Regions from separate parts of the Homo sapiens genome. Here region 1 is linked to region 2. Evidence: read pairs that join two places in POLR2A ChIA-PET (ENCODE). Cell type or tissue: OCI-LY7. All regions are shown on one strand. Each heading gives the region's core, and the rest is flanking DNA. Links, peaks and the distances in the headings are about the cores only. Region 1 overlaps CCR9 (C-C motif chemokine receptor 9). Region 2 overlaps CCR5AS (CCR5 antisense RNA).

The links. Peaks named below come from ENCODE experiments on the same cell type or tissue, not always from the same donor. Only the 100,000 strongest peaks of a DNase experiment are listed, where the experiment ranks them.
Region 1: POLR2A ChIA-PET joins it to region 2 with 5 read pairs; 1 of 35 experiments calls an interaction of 5 or more read pairs at or near these places.

The regions. Positions count from the first base shown.
Region 1 is chr3:45,891,841-45,894,757 of GRCh38, forward strand. All of the region lies in intron 1 of CCR9 (C-C motif chemokine receptor 9), which reads left to right. It also overlaps a transcript of LZTFL1 not described here. Among named protein-coding and RNA genes, the nearest start is that of CCR9, 6.8 kb to the left of the region's middle. In OCI-LY7, for the core only: no CTCF peak of the experiment used is centred there; no DNase peak of the experiment used is centred there.
Region 2 is chr3:46,382,690-46,385,606 of GRCh38, forward strand. All of the region lies in intron 2 of CCR5AS (CCR5 antisense RNA), which reads right to left. Among named protein-coding and RNA genes, the nearest start is that of CCR5, 13 kb to the left of the region's middle. In OCI-LY7, for the core only: no CTCF peak of the experiment used is centred there; DNase peaks (open chromatin) are centred at 1,062 and 1,492; H3K4me3 peaks cover 1,460 bases; H3K27ac peaks cover 1,599 bases.

The DNA of each region.
Region 1 (2,917 bases), core at 113-2,612, 490 kb before region 2:
CCTTCATTTTGCGTTTTTCTGATGCTTCCTCATTCTTTGATTTAGGTTGACCTTTTTTCCAGGAATAAAGATGATGTGTCTTCCCTCCTCAACTCTTTAGGACAAATGTGACACTGGTTTGCTTCCATGTTGGTGGTATGGGGTTTGAAGACCAACTTAGCTGGTCTTCAAATCCAACACCATCAACATGTAGTTACATGTCTCCAAGGAGCCCTGGCTGTTTAGTGGAGAAAGATATTTAGATTCCAAGATCAGGGCACTAGGTGCTAATTATGCTGTGTATCATTGCTTTTAGGTCCTCTCAGCAGACAGAGACAGGAAATATGTATGTGAAACACACATACATATACATATACAAATTGTCTATCTATCTATCTAATTTAATCTTAAAAACATATGGGTATAAAGACATGTGAACATGTATGTTCATTCCAACACTATTCACAATAGCAAAAACATGGAATCAACCTAAATGTTCATCAACGATAGACTGGATAAGGAAAATGTGGTACATATACATCATGGAATACTACACAGCCATAAAAAAGAACAAGATCCTGTCCTTTGAAGCAACATGGATGGAACTGGAGGCCATTATCCTAAGTGAATTAACACAGAACAGAAAAACAAATGTCACATGTTCTCATTTATAAATGGGAGCTAAATGTTGAGTACATATGGACACAAAAAAGGGAATAACAGACACTGGGACCCCCTTGAGGATGGAGGGAGGTAGGAGGGTGAGGATAAAAAAACTATCTACCAGTCAGGTACTATGCTTATTAACCTGGGTGGCGAAATAATCTATACACCAAGCCCCCATGACGCGCAATTTACCTATATGACAAACCTGCACATATACCCCTGAAGCTAAAATAAAAGGAAAAAACCCACAAAAACAAACCAAAACAAAAAAAACCCACGTGGGTCCGTAGTGATCTCTCAAGTTGGCTACAACAGCACAAGGCACTCCAGTGCACTTTTGAAAAGCTACCAGCAGAGAGGTTACCAGGAGGAAGTTCTGGTTGCTTTCCTCCTCAGGGCCTGCTGACAGCCGGAGATGACACTGAGAAGTGAAGTGCCAGAAGGTTTTCATCGTACTTTGCTTTTTCCTGCCTTACTTGAACAGCTTTATTGAGGTCCAATTATAATAAACTGCAAATATTAAAATGCAGAATGTAAGTTCTGACGTACATACACCCTTGCGAAGCTCTCACACAACCCAGACAGTGAACATATTTATCCCCCACTGAGGTTTCCTTTGTACCCACCTGCCCTCCTGCCCTCCCACACTCCCCTTCCCTCTCTCTCTCTCTCTTTTTTTTTTTGTTTGAGATGGAGTCTTGCTCTGTCACCCAGGCTGGAGTGCAGTGGTGCAATCTTGGCTCACTGCAACCTCTGCCTCCCAGGTTCAAGTGATCCTCCTGCCTCAGCCTCCTGAGTAGCTGAGACTACAGGCGCACACCACCACACCTGGCTAATTTTTTGTATTTTTATAGAAATGGGGTTTCACCATGTTGGCCAGACTGGTCTCGAACTCCCAACCTCAGGTGATCTACCCACCTTGGCCTCCCAAAGTGCTGGGATTATAGGCGTAAGCCACCATGCCCAGCCACCTCCCCTTCTCTCTCTCTCTATTGCCAGGACATCAGTGATTCTGCTTTCCGTCAGTATAGATTAGTTTGCATTATTTAGAGTTTTATACAAGTGAAATCATACAGTATGAACTCCCTTTGGTCTGGCTACTTGGCATAATTGTTTGGAGACTTGTCCATGTTGCTGTGTGAATCGGTCATTCATTCCCTATTCCATTGGACGGATATTTCACAGTTAACTTATCCATTTACTACTTGATGGACATTTAGGCTGTTAGCAGTTTTTGCCTACCACAGAGTAAAGCTGTAATAAACACTCACATACTAGTCTTTATGGGGACATATACTTACAATTTTCTTGGGTGAATACTTAGGAGTGGGATGACTGGATCACATGGTGAGTGCATGTATAACGTCTTAAGAAACTGCCAGTTTTCCAAAGTGGTTTTACCACACATTATGCATTGGAAACCACTGTACTTTCAGAAAAGCAGGGTGGGGTCATGATGTTGTTATGGAAAGGAAGCCAACAGGTTGGCTTTATAGGATTTATGAAAGAGGCTATTTTTTTCGAGAACCTTGGGGTGTGATGCTGGACAGGTTTCCTTGAAATGTACTCGCTAAGGGTATAAAAGGAAATGCCCCAGCTCAGGCACAGACTTCGTCCTCGAAGGCAGTCAAGCTGTTGTTTCTTTGGTTATGTAGGGGTGGGCTTTAAAGAAATTCAAAACACATGAAAATGACAACTCGAGATTTATTTCAGTCAGTTCCGAGGCCCTGTGCATTAGGGAACTAGAACTCATTTTCTTCAGTACACAAACCTAGGACTTCCTTTTCCTGCTGAAGTCAGGGTAAAGAGGAGAAAGGTGGGTTCTGGGGGCACCGGGTCTTTTAGGGAGGGGCCCCAACCCCAGTGGGCACCACCCAGCCCTCATGTTCTTCTTGCCACCTGGTTACTCAAAGGCCCTTTTCCTGGGGAGTCCAGAGCCCAGGGCATTCTCAAAGCGACCACTGTCCTGTTAGCTTCGGTGAGTCCCTTAGCTGATAGAGCAGGGGGAAGGGGAACCAGTCAGCAAAACAGGACTTGACAGACAAGCTGAATCAAGGGAAAGGGAGCTAATGTAGAAAGGATGAGCTGGGAAAAATGTAACAGCCCACCTGCCATTCCTCATTTGTGGATGGGAGATGTACTAATTATTGTCTAAGTAGAAAGAAAACAAATGCTAGAATCAGGTGACCCTCAGAGTCAAAGAAGTGAATGATAACTTCAAAGGAGAGGTTCATTCATTTCTGTGTGGACTACTCAGATGATTCTGAAATCT
Region 2 (2,917 bases), core at 320-2,819:
GAAATGTGGCCAGTGTGACTGAGGAACTGAATGTTTTCCATGATTTAATTTAAATGTGGCCAATGGCTACTGTAGGAGACAGTGTGAGTCTGGCATATTATAAATAATAAATATTAATATAATTTGAACTTTGGCATCAGTGTTTCCTAGATTTGAATTACTATGCAAGTTGCTTACTGTTTCCAAGCCTCAGCTTTCTAATCTGTAATTGGGGCTAATAATAGTATCTGCCTTACAGGTTTGTTCAGAGGATAAATGAGAAATTGCATGTTGAGGGCTTAACACAGTGCCTGGCACATAAAAGCTCTGGTAACAGTTAGCCACTTTAATAATTTGCTAATAATGGCTATTTCTTCTTCAGATTAGGATGTGCTCCCCCAAACAGTGCACTTAGACATAGCGGGCAATCCAGCTCACTCTCTGCAGTGAGAGAGAAGCACTGGCCGACCAGAGTCAGCCAGGGGCTCATGGGTATGAAATCAACAGCATGATTTTGTAAGTAATGGATGGAAAGGGCCTCACAACTTTATGGCACTGTGTTCAATTTGCTTGGTCTTCTGTAGCTCCTTTTGAAAGCCTTTTAGGGTGGATTAACCTGCTACCAATAATTCTGGTCAGATGTAGACTCCATAGCTCAAAGCAAACTGAGAGAGTGAGGGCAGCAGGCCAATTCCCCACCCCTTCCTTCTGGACTCTGACAGAAGCTTACACTCAAGGAAGAGCAAGTAGGAATTAACGTGTTAAGAGCTAGGTAAGCAAAACCCAATGAGAAGTTCTGGCAAAGCCCCATGGGCAGGGGTGGCTTAGGCACAGGAAACAAGTAGGATTTCATACCACGCGCCTCAGTCTACTTCCGGGGCCCTCATCCTCAGCTGTGCCTATGCAAAGGAGAGCAACCAATAAACCCCACCGCCACTCTCCTACTGTGGAGGCCAGGGATGGCCAGGGGTAAGAGAGGGATGGGAAGTGTTTCCTCCAGCCGTCCTCTGAGAAGGAGAGGAAACTGGGCAGAGCTTCTGTCCTCCTTCAAGCAGAAACAGAAACAAAAGAAACCCCTAAGGGGGTTCTTACTTCCCCTCTAGTTCAGTTGTGCACTAACCATCTGCAGCTCAACATTCAGCATTCATTCATTGATTCAGCAAACATTGAAGGAGGGCCAGCTATGTGCCAGATGCCAACTCATGCCATGAAAGAGAGTCCCTGTCCTTATGAAATTCACTATTTAGAGAGAAAAGCAAGCAAAAAGGCAAAGTTTGAAAAGTACTGTTGAAGTGGCATCATTGTCTGGGGTGAATACCTGAGGTTTGTGGTCTCACGCCAAGGGAATCAAGGACTCAGGCACACAAGAAGTGAGTTTAAGAGCAGAGGTTTAATAGGCAAAAGAAAGAGAAAAAAGAATAGCTCTCTTGCCTGCACAGAGAGAGGGGCACCTGAGTGGATCTTCCTGTTTTGTGGTGAAATGCAAGGCATTTTATAGACGAGCTTGAGGAAGTGGTGTCTGATTTACTTAGGACCCGAGAGATTGGTCAGACCAGGTGTGATGTTTACATAGCATACAAAGAAGCTGGCCATCCCATCCTAATCTTTTATTACGCAGACGGGGTCTATACCTGGCTGGTGCCATGTTGTCTGTTCCTTACTGTACACGTGGTTGACAAAGAAAAGGGAAGATGAAGAATCCATGTTGAACATGCCTGGCCCCCAGATAGTCTTTTCCTATTGGCACAGCTGCCGGCATTCACTCTTGCAAGCTTCCAGATTGCTTATCTATGTCTGCAGCCCAATTTTACAGGTTGCTCTTTGCTAGAAAAGAAATGATTTGGGGGCTGCTTTTCATTAAAAGGAAAACCTTACCAAGGTTAAAAAGAAAAAAATTTCTTTTTAATGCCTATGTTACTGTGAACAGTGTCGGGATAAGGCTCTGAGAGCCAGATGAGGATGAGTTATCCAATCCAAGGATGGGGGTCTGGAGGAAAAAATCCTAGAGAGCATTGCTGCAGTTGAATAAGGATTAGTTAGAAGCTACTGAGTGGAGCATAGGAGTAGGAACTCTTATGCAAATGTGCAGAGGTGAAATAAAGCAAGGTATAGTCCAGGTGCCTAAAGTAGCACAGCTGACTTGAGATAGATGATAGATAGGTAGATAGATGGATAGGGTACATAGATGATAGATAGATAGATAGATAGATAGATAGATAGATAGATAGATAGATAGATAGATAGACAGACAGACAGACACTGGTGTGAGTGTGGGTGTGTGTGTCTGGCTGCGTGCATGCATTCCTCCTGCAGGAGATCAGGAGCAGTGGGCAGTATGGAGTGACAAGAAGATTGGGAGGTACTCCTTCTAGCCCTCCCCTCTGCTCTGCCCTCCACTGGAGCAGAAGCAAAGCATATGGTGAAGGGGAACAAGGAGTCTCCCCAGCACAGTACCCGAGTGCATTAGCTATTTATCACTCCACAGTCCCCATTCACGTGTTAATTCAGCATTTATTGAATGCTTACTGTTTGCAATGTCTATGTCAAGCTGTCAAGTGTAGTTTTTATTCTACAGGCCACAGGCACCCCCTAACTGTGTTAAACAAGATGGTAGTATTGAGACAGGAATAATAAGGGTGGTCACAGGAGAATGGAAGATTCCAGGCAGCAGTTTGACTAGTAAAAAAGGAAACTGTTGAAATAGCTGCATAATCCAGGGGTCAATAAGAACCTGAGAACCAGGGTGTGAGCCAAGGCTGGTTAAAAGCAACTGGATCCAATATGGTGCTGAGTTTCTCCTAGGTTTTGCCTGGAACCTCATTATATGCTCAATAACATACCAAATCACACACCCACCAGGGCCATTCCATTTCCTGGAACACTCATGTTTGGTGTAAAAATGGGTGGCACCACAGCTCTGAGAAATCTTTACCTTTTT